Linked DNA regions of Homo sapiens: regions 1, 2, 3 and 4 are each linked to region 5. Evidence: chromatin contacts called from ENCODE Hi-C or POLR2A ChIA-PET data. All regions are on one chromosome and are shown on one strand. The core of a region is the stretch at or near the end of the contact, and the rest is flanking DNA. Distances in the headings are between cores, read along the strand shown. Region 1 holds the start of PIK3IP1 (phosphoinositide-3-kinase interacting protein 1). Region 2 holds the start of DRG1 (developmentally regulated GTP binding protein 1). Region 3 holds the start of PATZ1 (POZ/BTB and AT hook containing zinc finger 1). Region 4 holds the start of EIF4ENIF1 (eukaryotic translation initiation factor 4E nuclear import factor 1). Region 5 holds the start of PES1 (pescadillo ribosomal biogenesis factor 1).

Region 1 (2,700 bases), core at 75-2,574, 700 kb before region 5:
CTGCCTGGGAACTTGAGCTGTCAGCCAAACAGGAAGAAGGGCCCTTCTGCCTACTCCAAAAGGCCTCAGTCAAATGGATATGGTGAGATTTAATGATGGATATAAATTACAGCAAATGGATTTCCTATAGGGTGAGGGAAAAAAAAAAAAGCAAACATTTTACTTAAATTCCTCTATACAATTTAGGGCTGGCAGAAAGGGTAGACTATTACAATGTAGCTGAGCAAATTTTTCCATGTTTGCATAACATGTGTTTTCAACTAAAGATACTCCTTCTATAGTCCTACTATATACAACACCCCAAAAAACCTCAAATGTAAGAAAAAGCAATGTGACAGATTTGACCCTGGCCAAGTTACACTGTTTTTTTTTTTTTTTTTTTTTTTTTTTTTTTTTAAGTGTCAGTGTTCATAAAGGCCCTTTTTCTTTTTCAAGGATGGGTATAAAGTGTTACTCGGCCGAACGCGGTGGCTCACACCTGTAATTCCAACACTTTGGGAGGCCGAGGCAGGTGGATTACGAGGTCAGGAGTTCAAGACCAGTCTGGCCAACACAGTGAAACCCCCGTCTCTATTAAAAATACAAAAAATTAGCTGGGTTGTGGTGGTGTGCCCCTGTCACAAGGTAGTCTTGACGAATCACTCTGCTCTCTCTCTCAGTTTACTGAGGCTGCCTGGGAGCTGTCAGCCAAACAGGAAGAAGGGCCCTTCTGCCTAACTCCAAAAGGCCTAAGTCAAATGGATATGGTGAGATTTAATGATGGATATAAATTACAGCAAATGGATTTCCTATAGAGTGAGGGAAAAAAAAAATCCAGCTACTCCGGAGACTGAGGCAGAATTGCGAGAACCCGGCAGGTGGTTGCAGTGAGCCGAGATTGTGCCATTGCACTCCAGCCCGGGCGACAGTGTGAAACTCTGTCTCAAAAAGAAAAGAAAAGAAAAAAAAAAAAACTATTACTCCACTCCCCACCAGAAACTCTTATTTTTTCCCCCCTATGTGGTCATGAATTCCTCCTGGGTGCATAGCTCCCTAAGTTGTTCTGTGTTTTAGTGCTTATAATTTCCCACATCCCATGATGCCCCTTGATAGAATTATTTTTTCTGTACTCACACAAATGGAAACAGAAGAGATGAAAAACCCTGGGGATGCGGCCTCGCAGGTCTCAAACTGATCGGCTGCTAAGCACAACCTGCATATCTCTTGGCTGAGTTCCTTTCTTGGCTCAGTTAGATTTTGCATGACCTAGGAGGCTTAGGACCCAGGGGGCGCCTTTCAGCTGAAAAACAGCTCGCGCTGCAGCAAGCTAGCTGGGAAGCTCCCAGTTCTAAAGAGAGGCTGTTTACCAGAACAGCATAACAAGGGCAGGTCTGACTGCAAGGCTGGGACTGGGAGGCAGAGCCGCCGCCAAGGGGGCCTCGGTTAAACACTGGTCGTTCAATCACCTGCAAGACGAAGGAGGCAAGGATGCTGTTGGCCTGGGTACAAGCATTCCTCGTCAGCAACATGCTCCTAGCAGAAGCCTATGGATCTGGAGGTGAGATTACAATCTTTCCTTTCCGCAGCAACTTCATGAAACAGAAGGGGTAAAGCCCCCTATTTCCCAAACAGGGCCAGGATGACAGGAAACGAAGCGTTTAGCCGGTTTCTGTTGTCCCGTGAAAGCTTTTCCACCCCTCCTTTCCTTGTCAGGGGCTTGCAGCTCCATCTTTGCCATTAAGAACAAAGGCAAGAAGCCACTTTCTCTCTGCCTTTCCTTGCTCATGAGTGGATGGAGCTTGGGGGTTCATCTCCCCTACTCCCCAAGTCCTGTTCTTTCTAAGCCCTTTGCATGGTGTGGTCCTCCTTCCCCAGCCTCCTTCTGTGGTTCTCCTGCAGAGGGGAGTGGGAGCTTGGAGTCTCATCCAGTCAGCGATGAGGCCGGTTTCCTCCGTTTGAGGCTGTCTTGAATCTTTTGCCTGACGGAGTCAAGGCTCCTGGAGAATTCTCCTGGGAGGGAGTATTTGCCTTTTAAACGGGCAGAAGGTGGCCGTATCCGTGAAGGAGGAAACACCGGAGTTTATGTAACGTGGCCATTACAACACAGGGACAAATGTCACGTCTGGGCGCCCCCCGTCCCAAAACTCCCAGCTCCTCAAAGGGACCCTAAGCCAGGCCTCCTCCTCTCCATCTCCTCCTCCAAAGTGGTCACAAGTTCAAGAGTAACAACGCTTTGCACTTCTGCAGCGCTTTCCAGGTTTCAAAAATAAATAAAACCTAACAGTCTCTGAGCGTTGACTGGGGGACAGGCACAGGCTGGGGGCTTCACACCCTGAGGTGTGCGTGGAGTTGGGGGGGGGGGGTGCGTGGGGCGTGGGGGTGTTGCCACGAGAGGAGAGGGAGGCCCAGCAGGGCCCGGGGTCCCCTAACCAGGCTGAGGTTCAGCCCGGGTGGTCCCGGCTCCCCTGTCCGCCACGCTGGGCGTCTTCCGTTCGCTGCCCGCTATTCTGTGTCCGGGGGCTTCTTTTCCTCACAGGCTGTTTCTGGGACAACGGCCACCTGTACCGGGAGGACCAGACCTCCCCCGCGCCGGGCCTCCGCTGCCTCAACTGGCTGGACGCGCAGAGCGGGCTGGCCTCGGCCCCCGTGTCGGGTAAGTGTCCTCCGGGGGACGGCCCCGGGGCTGGCGGGCGGCGGCCGCGTTCCCGGTGCCAGCCCCGG
Region 2 (2,700 bases), core at 44-2,543, 810 kb before region 5:
AAGTGATCCTCCTATCTCAGCCTCCCAGCATGCTAGGATTGCAGGCGTTGAGCCACTGCACTGGGCCATCTTTAGTTATTTTTAAACCACATGTATGTACTATTTTGACAAAAATTATACCTAAAAATATATATATTGAAGAAGAACACAAACCTTCTCCTGGACCTCCACCACCACCACCCTTTGGAGTAATGAGTTCTCGACGAAGCTTAGCAAGACGAGCCTTAAGCAGCCCTAAGTGGTGTGCTGTGGCCTTGTTCTTTTGAGTCCGAGCCATCTAAAAGGGAGGAATCACAGCCATAAATTAGAAGCAGTGAACGCTTCCCCCAGCTTTGAGAGGATAATTTTTTTCCCCAAGTCCTACTAATGTTAGCACACCCAGTTTACAGGCTTTAAAAGAGTAAAAGTCCATTATCTCCTCCATCCAGCTCATTTCCCTCACTACAAAGCAAAGCAAAGCCCAAAGAGGAAAGACGATTAAGGTCATTCCAATTAGTGCCCCCAGACTAGACTGAAACCCGTCTGCGGGTTCCTTTTCTACTATTTGCAGCTGTTTGGATCCATCTAACACTGGGACACCACTTTCCTAATTGTAAAGCGCTCTCAGGGCCGCACGCAATGGAATCACACACTATCCAGGCGGAATAAACTGCTCCCACACAGATGTCATTTTACTTCCAGATCCGATTACCGGGAGCAAATACTCTGAATCAGGGGGTCATTAGGGTAGACACTGGGAAAAGGGGGAATAAGGGGGACGCAGCGAAGGATGATGAGGAAAGATCCTGAACTATCTGACCAAGTCAGAGATGGAATAAGGGACAGGATTCAGTGTTTCTCAGAGCAAAACGGAAAGAAACAACATCAGAACAGGAGCCAAACACTGGGAGGGGGAACGGACTAAGGGCCTAAGGTGCAGGGGTGCGGAACGCGGGCCCGGGCAAAGGGGAGTCCGAGAGCGTAGACGCGGGACGAGGGGAAAGGGGGCCCTGACTGAGGAGAGTCGGGGACTCCTAATCGTGGCAGAGGGCAGTCGGAACACGGGCCTCGCTGAGAGAAGTCGCGGAATCTAGGCCCGGTCCTGACGCGGCTCAAAGGAGAACAGGAAGGAGCGACGCCACCAAAGAAGGAATGCTCAGACTAAGAGTGAACCGCCAGCTGCGTCCATTACCTCTGCTTCTATCTCCGCGATCTTAGCTAAGGTGCTGCTCATCGTGGCGAGTACCCTGTGGCCTCCACACTGTCTCCCTTCACACACCCGCGGGCAAACTGCCACCGCCACCAGGCGCTACTGCAGCACGCAGGCGCGGTACTTCGAATTACCGCGAGAGAGTTCCGCGTAGGGGTCACCGCGAGTCGCAAAGCGTGGGGCTGTCTCCTCCCCCTCACCCGACCCCGCCCCGTCCCGCGAGCCAGTGCGGTGTCATAGAGCCCGCGGGAGCGGAGGCCAGAGAGGCCACCCCTGTCTGGGCCTCCCCGAGCGCGCCGAGGGTCGCGCGCAGCTCGGCCCCGCCCAGCGGGACCCGCTCCCAGCTGCTCTGCATGGTACTGAACGCTTCAGTGCTGGAGACCCCAGGGCGTGGTGCAAAGCCGACTCATGCTCCGCACCCCTGTTCCTCGCCAGCATCTGCGGGTCCTGGGTCCCTTTTTCACAGCTGGGGTGACACCCCGACGCCCTCCATGGTCTTGGAGGGAGTAGAGACCCATCTTCAGCCTGCCTCACCCCCTTGGATAAAGAAAATGCCCCCTTTCTATCATTCAAAATTATTTTTAGGTCGGTTTTGTTTACTCCGAACCCCGAGTAGAGCACATGGGGAGCCCAAAATAAGTGCATACTTGAATGGATAATTCCCAGAGAACTGCTGCTTGCAACATAGTTTGTAATACCAAAAAATTGAAATCTATATTAACACCCATCAGTAGGAAAATGGATAAATGAATAATGCCTCTATCCTGTTTTTGAAATATGATTACAGCCGTTAAAACGTAGATCTGTGGTCTGACTGGCTACCCAGGACATGTTAAATGGGAAAACAACTAGCAGAAGGGCACCTACGTAGTGATACCATTTATGTTATTTTTAAAATTAAATGTACATTTATATAGGTGTACGTGTATGAACGTGCAGTTTAAAGGCCTAAACAGAAAAATACATCAGAAGCTCTTAACTGTGGGATGGGATGCAAAGAAAAGGCCTTTCACATTTTATTCCACAGAATTTTGAAGTTAAATTTTTACAAGACGAATGTATCCATGTATTACTTGTGTAATAATAAAATTTAAAATTTCAAAAGACTCCTCTTCCCCAAGTGTCATGAGGAAGCCAGGACGTCCAGGAACTATGTGGTGGTTTTGAAAGCGGTTTGCCTCAGGATCAATGGGTTGTTTTGATAGATTGATTATTCCAGCGGGAGTCGACAGGCCAGGCTTAACCCACAGTCGACAGGCCAGGCTTAACCCACAGGGCTGGCCTCCACCCAGCCCTGGGAGGGAAGTTTAATTTAGTTAAATTTGTAAACAAGAACTATTCTAACTTCCCAGAGACAAAAAAGGGAGGTTTTCTTGTGCATAAAGAGGGAGAAACAGAAGGGAAAGCTTTTACAGAAGGTCCCCAAAGGGCCAAAGAGAGTTTCTTCTTTCTTTTCTTTAACCTCAGCCTTTTTCATAAATAAATTAAGGGATGATGAGGTAATTAGATCC
Region 3 (2,700 bases), core at 181-2,680, 750 kb before region 5:
CGAAACCAGAAGGCAGAGGTCTCGATTTTGAACTCGGATCATCCGCCAGGGCAACGCCCGGAAGCCTCAGGGCGCGCGTGGCTGGGCGCGAGCTCGGCGCGCAGCGGTGGGAATCCCGAGCGGAGTTGGAAGCCGGGCCCGTTCATTTGCATGCTAATACCCAGAATGCTTTTCCCCCGCACACCGCTTCTCTTAATGGAAGCGCTCAGTTTGGAACCGTGGAAAGTTTGGAACACATACTTCGCTGCCTCTTTGCAACTGTGGGAACTTCCCGCCCGCACACGCGGCGCCTGCAGCCTGGGGCTCCGCGCCAGGCGGCCCAAAGGCAGCCGCCAGCGCTTCCTGGGAAGACAAACCTTGGTGTACAACTCTAGCGTGGTAGCATCCCCGGGCGGGCCGGGGACAAAGCGCCGAGGCCTGGCGGCAGGGCCCATTACCAGAGCACCCGGCGTCTCACAGGGCTGCGGGCGCTGGGGATGCTCCGGGCTTGGAGAGGCCTGAGGGTGTCCCCGACTCCTCCGGCACCCCCACTTCCCTGAGGATTGCTGGGGCTTCCGGGGGTCCCTGCCCCGTCCATCGCCCTCATATTGTCGCCTCCCGGAGCTGGTGACTTCACGCTCCCCGGGGACAAAGCTCGGCGTGCTGTGGTTTGGGGGAGAAGCTGGACGCTGGCTTCATCTCTCCAGCTCTTCCGGGCGCGCAGCCCATCAGATCGATCAATGTACCGGGTGCAGAAGCAGCTCCGGAGGTTCGGCCTGTCTCCGGCCAGGACCCCGGGCCCTCTCTGGTGTTTGAAGCAGGGAGGCGGTCGCAGGCGACTTCTGGGAATTTCACGCATGAAAGCGGGGCTCCGAAGGGTGGACGACGCCCGCTCGACCTGCGAGTGCGCTTCGCAGGCTGGGGGGCCCGGATCCGCACCCCTCAGTTCCTGCCCCCCCACCCTGCTAGCCGCCACTCTCAGCGGGCAGGGGAGGGGCAGTGGGAGCTGGTTTGCTGGCTCGGCGCTTCGTTTGCATTGGTCCGGGGGGGCTGAGACTGCAGCCCCCGGCCCCGCGGGCGGGGTGGGGAGGCGGGGGCCGGACGGGGGCTCAGGCTGCTCTAGCATTGGCGGATCTGGGGAATGGGGAGGGGGGGCAGGAAGCGGGGGGAGCGGACTGCGGGGGGGGGGTGTATAAATAGGGAAGGGGGGACGTGCATCCTCGTCTTGGTGAGGGGGGGGCGCTCGGCACAAAGAAAGTGTAAAGTTTGCAGCGCCAGGCGGCCCGGGCTAGGCATCCGGGCGCGCACGTGCAAGGCCGGGGACGCCGGGGCCCCCACTCTGAGCTCGCCGTTTCTTTTTTTTCTGCAAGCGAGAGGGGGGGTGTTGTTGGTATCGCCCCCTCCTTCTCCTCCCCCCAGGGGTGAAAGTGCAAGAGGAAGTGCAGCCGCTGCCATCTTTCCTCCGCTCCGAACACACGGAGCCCGGGGCCGCACAGCCGCCGCTCCGCCGCCGCCTTCTCCCGGCCTGAGGAAGGGCCTACTCTGCCGCCGCCGCCGCCCGCCCGCTCCAGCCGCCGCCGCCGCCGCCACCGCCCTCCAGGCTCCGGGACCCGGCCCGCGCCACCGCCCCCGTGCGCGCCCCGCCGCCGCCGCCTTCGCCTTCGCCTTTTGTTTCCTCCGCTCCGGCGCCCCCGCCCCGGCTCGCGCTTTGCAGGGGACGCAGCGCGCGCCCCCAGCGGGCCCGGGAAAAGCCGCGGCGCGCGCGCGCGCCTGCGCGGCGGACCCCTCCTTCTCCTCCCCGCGTGCGCGTGCCCTTCTTGGCTGCGCGCCGGCGCCGCCTGGCGGGCGGGAGGGGAGGTGGCAGGCGCGTTTGCAGGAGGGGCGCACCTCTTCGCTCGCGCACCCCCCCGGAAGGTAGACCGGGAAGGGGAGGCGGGCGGGCGGAGAGGAGAGAGTGGCGCGCAGTCCAGCGAGGGCGGGGGTTGGCTATGTGGGGGGTGGTGCACCCCGCAGTCTAGACAGTCTGATCCGGGCTGGGGGCGTGTACACTCGGCGCACCTGCGAGACTACAGAGCCTCGGGCCGGCACGTGTGGGGAGTGTGGACACGTCTGCTGCGCCCCGCTTCTCGCTGCTGAGGGGAAGGGAGGGGGCGGGCAGGTGCAGCGGCCGGGCTAGTGGGAGGGGGCGGCGGCCATGGAGCGGGTGAACGACGCTTCGTGCGGCCCGTCTGGCTGCTACACATACCAGGTGAGCAGACACAGCACGGAGATGCTGCACAACCTGAACCAGCAGCGCAAAAACGGCGGGCGCTTCTGCGACGTGCTCTTGCGGGTAGGCGACGAGAGCTTCCCAGCGCACCGCGCCGTGCTGGCCGCCTGCAGCGAGTACTTTGAGTCGGTGTTCAGCGCCCAGTTGGGCGACGGCGGAGCTGCGGACGGGGGTCCGGCTGATGTAGGGGGCGCGACGGCAGCACCAGGCGGCGGGGCCGGGGGCAGCCGGGAGCTGGAGATGCACACTATCAGCTCCAAGGTATTTGGGGACATTCTGGACTTCGCCTACACTTCCCGCATCGTGGTGCGCTTGGAGAGCTTTCCCGAACTCATGACGGCCGCCAAGTTCCTGCTGATGAGGTCGGTTATCGAGATCTGCCAGGAAGTCATCAAACAGTCCAACGTACAGATCCTGGTACCCCCTGCCCGCGCCGATATAATGCTCTTTCG
Region 4 (2,700 bases), core at 114-2,613, 900 kb before region 5:
CCTTATCCTGTTTAATCTTAACTGCCCCATGAGCAGGTTATATCATCTTCGCAATTTCACAGGTAAAACTAAGAATCAATAGACTAACTCTCCATAGCTTGTAGGAGGTGGCAGAGATGAGAATGCAAACTCAGGCCTGATGTGCAAGTGTTTCCCTCTGCCTCTTGCCTGTAAAAAAACAGTTTGTAAGAAACACACTTTATTCAGTAATACAAACGAAAAGTTTTCTGTTGCCAAGATTCACAAGAAGGGAGCTGAGTTAGTGGTCACTCACTGCCCAACACCCTAATTTCACAAGTGAAGTGAAGTTCCAACAAAGTAGGCCTCTTGGAAGAAATGTAGACGTTGCTGTCCTTTAACCAGGAAAATTGCGTTCTCGGGACTTCACGCCTATGTATCGCTTCACACCAACGCTGCGCAGTACCACAGGGCAGAAATGGGTGCTTGTGGTATTCCAGCACATAGGACTTCCTCCCCAGGATGCAGTTACCCACACTGCTCACATATTTGCATTTCTGTGGCCCCCTGTCAGCCTGAGTCTGCACTACGTGGTAAGCACTTGACATTCGCCGTCTCATTTCCCCAACTCCACTCGCACTTCCCCTTTCTGTGCAGGCTAAGGACAGATTCAGGTTACCGGAGGGAAACAACATTTCAATGAATTTGTTAGTCGCCTTTATCGCTATCAAAGCCAATCGTGACAAGTTTGTCTTTTAATGCAGCAACCAGTACTCGCGCATAAGCCTCATAGATTTACAGAGGCCATTTTAGAAACACGACCGAAACTTAGGTTAAGTCAGCTTTGCCTAAGATCACGCCACTCGCAAAACAGCTGAGGTTCGAACCCGCACTGGGAAGGCTCGGAAGACCCCAATCTCCTATCTCAAATTCCCACTGCCGAAGCCCCACGGTTCTCTGCCTATGCGAACCATGCAAATACAGCGGTCGTCGCGCCACAGGCCGTGCTAGCCGCCAGCCCAGCCCCATCTAGCCACCGCCTCCGGGAGAGTGGCGTGCCGCGAGTCGCGGGTCCCAAGTGCCGTCCGCTCTGCCCTGCAGCGCGCGTGGGAACGCGGCGGCGGTGGCCTCTGGGCTGCCCACGGCGACCGCCTGCGCGCACGGGAGCGGGTTTCCGCTATCCCCACCGTGGCCTCCTCCTCGCCGCCACCACCTTCCCACCCCCCGGCCCGCGCAGGGGCTGGCGTCCGGGAAGCGCGCGGCGATGCTTCTTTTTCGCCCGGCACCGCTGCAGCCACCTCACATCCGGGCGCGCGGCGGGGAAGGCGGCGCCGGGGCCAGGGTGCGTGGAGGGAGTTATTAAGGGGGAGGGGGCCGAAGAGGAGGGGCGGAGGGCCGGGCTGCAGTTACGGCGGCTGAAGAGAGACAGCCCAAGCCGGTCGGGGTGGGGGCGCGAGAGCGAAGGCTGCGGGGAGCGGCGCTGGGACCGGTGCGGGCAGCGGGGAGGGGAGCGGCGGCCGAGGCAAAGGGCCGCCGAGCGGCGGAGGCACCGAGTAAGGGTCGGCGGCGGTGGCGGCTGGGTCCGGGGCACCGCGCGCCCGGTGCTCCCGGGTGTAGAAGGGGCGCGGGCGCATTGCTCCCGGGGTCGCGTGCGTGAGCGCGGGCGCCGGGGCGCCCGCAGGGGGTGGGCAGGGGCGCGAGGCCCGCAAGGCGGCCGGCGGGTAGCCGGCGGGCTGGCTGGCGGGGACCGAGCCGCCGGGCCGGGGAGGACGGCTGCGGGCCTGCGCTAGCTCCAGCTTGAAGCGCCCGGGCCGGGAGATTCGGCCTCCCTCCTCCCTGCGGCCGGCCGCCCCTCAGTGAGTACGGTCTCCGCCCTTCCTCCGAAGGAGGCCGCTGGGCCCGGGCCTGCGTGAGGGGCTGCGGGTTGGGGTCGCGGCCCGGGGAAGCCAAGTTTCGGAGCTGAAGCCGGTGCTCGCCCTTTCCTTGCCATCGGCGCCCCTGACATGGCCACAGGTGCGGCTGGCCTGGCGAGGGGCGCTCGGGCCCCGTCCCCAGTCCCTGATCGCCGGATAACAAGGGGCAGCTGGCGCCGTCCATTGGCAAGTGACAGGCACTTTCCAACAGACTTCGCGGGTTCCCAGCCTAACCAGTCTTCTACCTGCCCCCACTCCGGGAAACTTCCCCACCAGTCTTGAAAGATCCCCATGGGTGGCAGCTACTAATCTTGGTTTCTCTTGTGTTAAAGCTGCTTAAAGGTTATATACCTTGAATTGGGCACCTTCTACTTTTTACCATGTTGATGCTTAGGATACTAGGAAAGAGAACTGAGTACCAATGATTCTATCTCCAAGTTCTAATTTATAGCATAATTTTGGGGTGGGGACTTGTTTTTAACACTAGCTGTTTTGAGAGATTAAAAAGTTTCAGCTTCTGAAGAAACAGCCAAGATTTCTGAAAACTTACTGTTCTCGGTGACAATTTTGTGCCGATTTATCTTCCAGGTGCAGAGCATTGTAGACCAAGGAGCCATGGATAGGAGAAGTATGGGTGAAACAGAAAGTGGAGATGCTTTCCTTGACCTGAAGAAGCCTCCTGCCTCCAAATGCCCCCATCGCTATACAAAAGTAAGGTTTGCCACTAATGAAATAGTGTTTCTTTTTAGGTGGCGAAGTTAGTAACATTGTATAACTATTTCATTCCTATTAAGTGGTAATCTCATTCTGACTCACTACATGGACTAAA
Region 5 (2,700 bases), core at 135-2,634:
GCTGGTCTCAAACTCCTGATCTCAGGTGATCCGCCTGCCTCAGCCTCTCAAAGTGCTGGGATTACAGGTGTGAGCGACCGTGCCCGGCTTCATCTCATTTTTAACTGTGGAATTGCTGGGTTTTAAATTTTAGCTTTAAATTAGATAGTGCAAGTCACATAGTTCAAAACAAGTATTCACCAGTGCTTAACGTCTGTCTCTGTGTAAGTTCTAAGACCAAGTCCTTGGGCCAGGTCACATTCACAAGAGCCTCAAATTTAAACTTTTGAGATCATCTTCGAACGAAATTTGGAATTTGGAAAAAGGGAGAAACGTTTAAAAAAAAAAAAACCTCTTAAAATTGCATCTACTTCCAGACTGCACCATCTCAAGGTGATGTGACTATTTGTATAAATCTTGGAATTATTATTTGAGGAACACTTACAGAATTTATGTGTACAAATTAAAAGCTCGAATATGTTGAATGTACATTTAATTTTATTTATTTATTTATTTTTGAGATGGAGTCTCACTCTGTCGCCCAGGCTGGAGTGCAGTGGCAAGATCTCGGCTCACTGCAACCTCTGCCTCCCAGGTTCAAGCGATTCTCCTGCGTCAGCCTCCCGAGTAGCTGGGATTACAGGCGTGTGCCACCATGGCCAGCTAATTTTTGTATTTTTAGCAGAGACGGGGTTTCACTATATTGGTCACACTGGTCTCGAACTCCTGACCTCAGATGATCCGCCTGTCTTGGCCTCCCAAAGTGCTGGGATTACAGGCGTGCGCCACCGCTCCCAGCCTTGAATGTACATTTTAAATATACCACGAGTCCACCACTAAGGCTCAGAAAATATAAGTGGCCTCTAGGATCTCTATACCTCCGCGAGGAAAAATGTCTTCCTTTTTTCTATTTTAGCCGCATAACCGCGAATGAACCAAAGAGAACCCGAAGCCGGTGGGAACTCAGCGCAGTCTCACCCTGCCCCTCGGGAACCGCTTCTCAGCAGCGGCAGCCGAAGTCTGACGACGCTTAGCAACCGTTACCTTGACAACGCAATCCTATCGCGCACCATGGAGTGCGGCGCCCCTCTGCATCCCAGAAGGCACCGCGCTGTCCCTAAGCCTTCCGCCCCTCTCCGTCCCAACATGCAACGAGGCTCACAGTCAATGAATCGTCATCAGGGTGATTACAGAAAAGCCTGTATATCCACGTTTGTTTTAACACTTAAAGTGTTTGTAACCATTGTGAGCGGGAAAGATCTGGAAAGAGTGTTCTCAGTGATTTTTTTCAGACTATAGTTTTAAATCTTGAGGAGGAAATCCCCATCTTTCCCTGGACTTGTACAGGCATCTCATTGGGCAGCCCGCACAAACAGACAGCGTGGGGTGGGGAGGGTCCTCGGGGTCCTTGGCAGGGCACGTGCGGGAGGAAGTGGAGCTCCCTGTACGCGCGGCCCTAGTCGGCTCCTCAACGTGGAGCGATGGGAGGCCTTGAGAAGAAGAAGGTGATTGGGAAAGACGGTGGGGATTCCCGAGGGGTGGGGTGCGGGGGCGGCAGAGCATGGGGTCGACTCTTTTCCCGGGCTCCGTCTCGTGGAGACTGGAAAGACGGGATCGACGTGACCGTAATCAGCTGCGAGAAGGGGTCCGAGAATGGACAAGGATGGCAGTATTCGTTTAGTGAAATCCGAGAACGAACTCCAGAGTTCTTTCTGTGGAGAGGGCTGTGAAAGAGAGTTGAACTTACCAAGCGTAGCTTCATTCCAAAAGCAGGCCGAGCCGTGGGACCACTATTTACCGAAAGGGTGATAAACATTACGTAGAGCTCACCGTTACTGCACCGTTACATTAGTTGGTTAGTGTTGTCTTGGAAGTTCTCTTCGAGGCATAACATTTCGGCTGAAATGGGAAAGATCAGAACGTCTTGGATGGGTTCTGGGGCATGGGAGTGCTTAGCGAGCAGGCCTGACAAGGGAAACCAAGTGCCAAGATCAGTAGGCAGGGAAGGCTTGCTGTGTGTAAGGAGTTGGAAGGACATTAGGATGACTCGCATGTAAACCAAGAAAAGAATGGCATCTGATAAGATTGGGGTTGGACACGTACTGTATCGTGCAAGGCCTGTAAGCTTGGATTTTATTCTAAGTGCAGTAGGAATAGTGTAGAGCTTGGATTTTATTCTACGTGCAGTAGGAAAAAAAGGAGGAGTAACACGATTAGAGTTTTTCAGGGAGTTCTTGTGGCTGTATGGAGAATCGGCCCAGTGACATGAAAAGACTGGGAAGGGAATGGGAATGAGGAATATATAGTTGGCTTAAGTGTTTCTTTCAGAGTGAAAGTTTCTATTGCCAGTGTTCTTAACCCAACACACTACATTGAGTATCCAGTGCTAGCCATCGGAACTGCAAAGATACAAGATGGAAAACCTGCCCTTGAGTTGCAGATGTAGATATGTAACAAAATCGTTACAGTTTTTAAAAGCTGGGTTTCAGAGCCAGAATCAACAAAGATGAGTCTTTGTTGTGGGAAGGATTGTCTTGTGTGTAGTAGGATATTTGGCAACATCCCTGATCCTTTACCTACTGGATACCAGTAGCACCCAGCAACCAAAAATGTCTCCAAACATTGCTGAACTCTCCTCCCCCCAGCACATACCCAGGGAGTACCCCATTGAGAACTATTTATTCCCTTAACATTTATAAGGATAAGCATGGTGACAGAGAT

What was found. A loop is a pair of places that touch in the nucleus more often than their neighbours do. ChIA-PET counts read pairs that join two places held with the same protein, here RNA polymerase II (POLR2A). Pooled maps may share reads with other maps.
Region 1: a loop to region 5 is called in a map of B cell, with 9 times the contacts of the local background. The contact joins the promoter of PIK3IP1 here to the promoter of PES1 in region 5. A Hi-C loop is called at or near these places in 3 of 168 maps with a recorded cell type or tissue (B cell, CD8-positive, alpha-beta T cell and heart left ventricle), 2 of 37 single-sample maps with no recorded cell type and 12 of 50 pooled maps.
Region 2: a map of CD8-positive, alpha-beta T cell shows a loop between it and region 5 (7-fold over the local background). The contact joins the promoter of DRG1 here to the promoter of PES1 in region 5. A Hi-C loop is called at or near these places in 1 of 168 maps with a recorded cell type or tissue (CD8-positive, alpha-beta T cell) and 9 of 50 pooled maps.
Region 3: a map of CD8-positive, alpha-beta T cell shows a loop between it and region 5 (30-fold over the local background). The contact joins the promoter of PATZ1 here to the promoter of PES1 in region 5. A Hi-C loop is called at or near these places in 3 of 168 maps with a recorded cell type or tissue (CD8-positive, alpha-beta T cell and naive thymus-derived CD4-positive, alpha-beta T cell), 3 of 37 single-sample maps with no recorded cell type and 8 of 50 pooled maps.
Region 4: a map of CD8-positive, alpha-beta T cell shows a loop between it and region 5 (7-fold over the local background). The contact joins the promoter of EIF4ENIF1 here to the promoter of PES1 in region 5. A Hi-C loop is called at or near these places in 4 of 168 maps with a recorded cell type or tissue (CD4-positive, alpha-beta T cell, CD8-positive, alpha-beta T cell, heart left ventricle and 1 more), 1 of 37 single-sample maps with no recorded cell type and 12 of 50 pooled maps. POLR2A ChIA-PET finds 5 or more read pairs at or near these places in 1 of 52 experiments (activated CD4-positive, alpha-beta T cell).

What each region holds. Positions count from the first base shown.
Region 1 is chr22:31,291,112-31,293,811 of GRCh38, reverse strand. It overlaps PIK3IP1 (phosphoinositide-3-kinase interacting protein 1), which reads left to right and starts at 1,324. Exons shown (of 6, transcript NM_052880.5): 1 at 1,324-1,537; 2 at 2,516-2,632. The coding sequence starts at 1,468. It overlaps LOC105372997 (a long non-coding RNA gene), which reads left to right. Exons shown (of 4, transcript XR_001755493.3): 3 at 1-82; 4 at 660-868. RefSeq lists an enhancer at 1,942-1,991 and a silencer at 2,552-2,671.
Region 2 is chr22:31,398,197-31,400,896 of GRCh38, reverse strand. DRG1 (developmentally regulated GTP binding protein 1) reads right to left here and starts at 1,293. Exons shown (of 9, transcript NM_004147.4): 1 at 1,172-1,293; 2 at 154-277. The coding sequence starts at 1,213. RefSeq lists enhancers at 1,184-1,233, 361-1,266 and a silencer at 1,354-1,633.
Region 3 is chr22:31,345,076-31,347,775 of GRCh38, reverse strand. PATZ1 (POZ/BTB and AT hook containing zinc finger 1) reads left to right here and starts at 1,430. Exons shown (of 5, transcript NM_014323.3): 1 at 1,430-2,700. The coding sequence starts at 2,174. It overlaps LINC01521 (long intergenic non-protein coding RNA 1521), which reads right to left and starts at 1,017. Exons shown (of 1, transcript NR_120386.1): 1 at 1-1,017. RefSeq lists silencers at 925-1,144, 1,195-1,264, 1,635-2,054, 2,605-2,674.
Region 4 is chr22:31,488,505-31,491,204 of GRCh38, reverse strand. EIF4ENIF1 (eukaryotic translation initiation factor 4E nuclear import factor 1) reads left to right here and starts at 1,363. Exons shown (of 19, transcript NM_019843.4): 1 at 1,363-1,511; 2 at 2,460-2,582. The coding sequence starts at 2,487. RefSeq lists enhancers at 349-408, 808-1,430, 1,431-2,054 and silencers at 959-1,608, 1,689-1,978.
Region 5 is chr22:30,590,594-30,593,293 of GRCh38, reverse strand. It overlaps PES1 (pescadillo ribosomal biogenesis factor 1), which reads left to right and starts at 1,384. Exons shown (of 15, transcript NM_014303.4): 1 at 1,384-1,484. The coding sequence starts at 1,461. RefSeq lists enhancers at 762-841, 1,062-1,361, 841-1,556.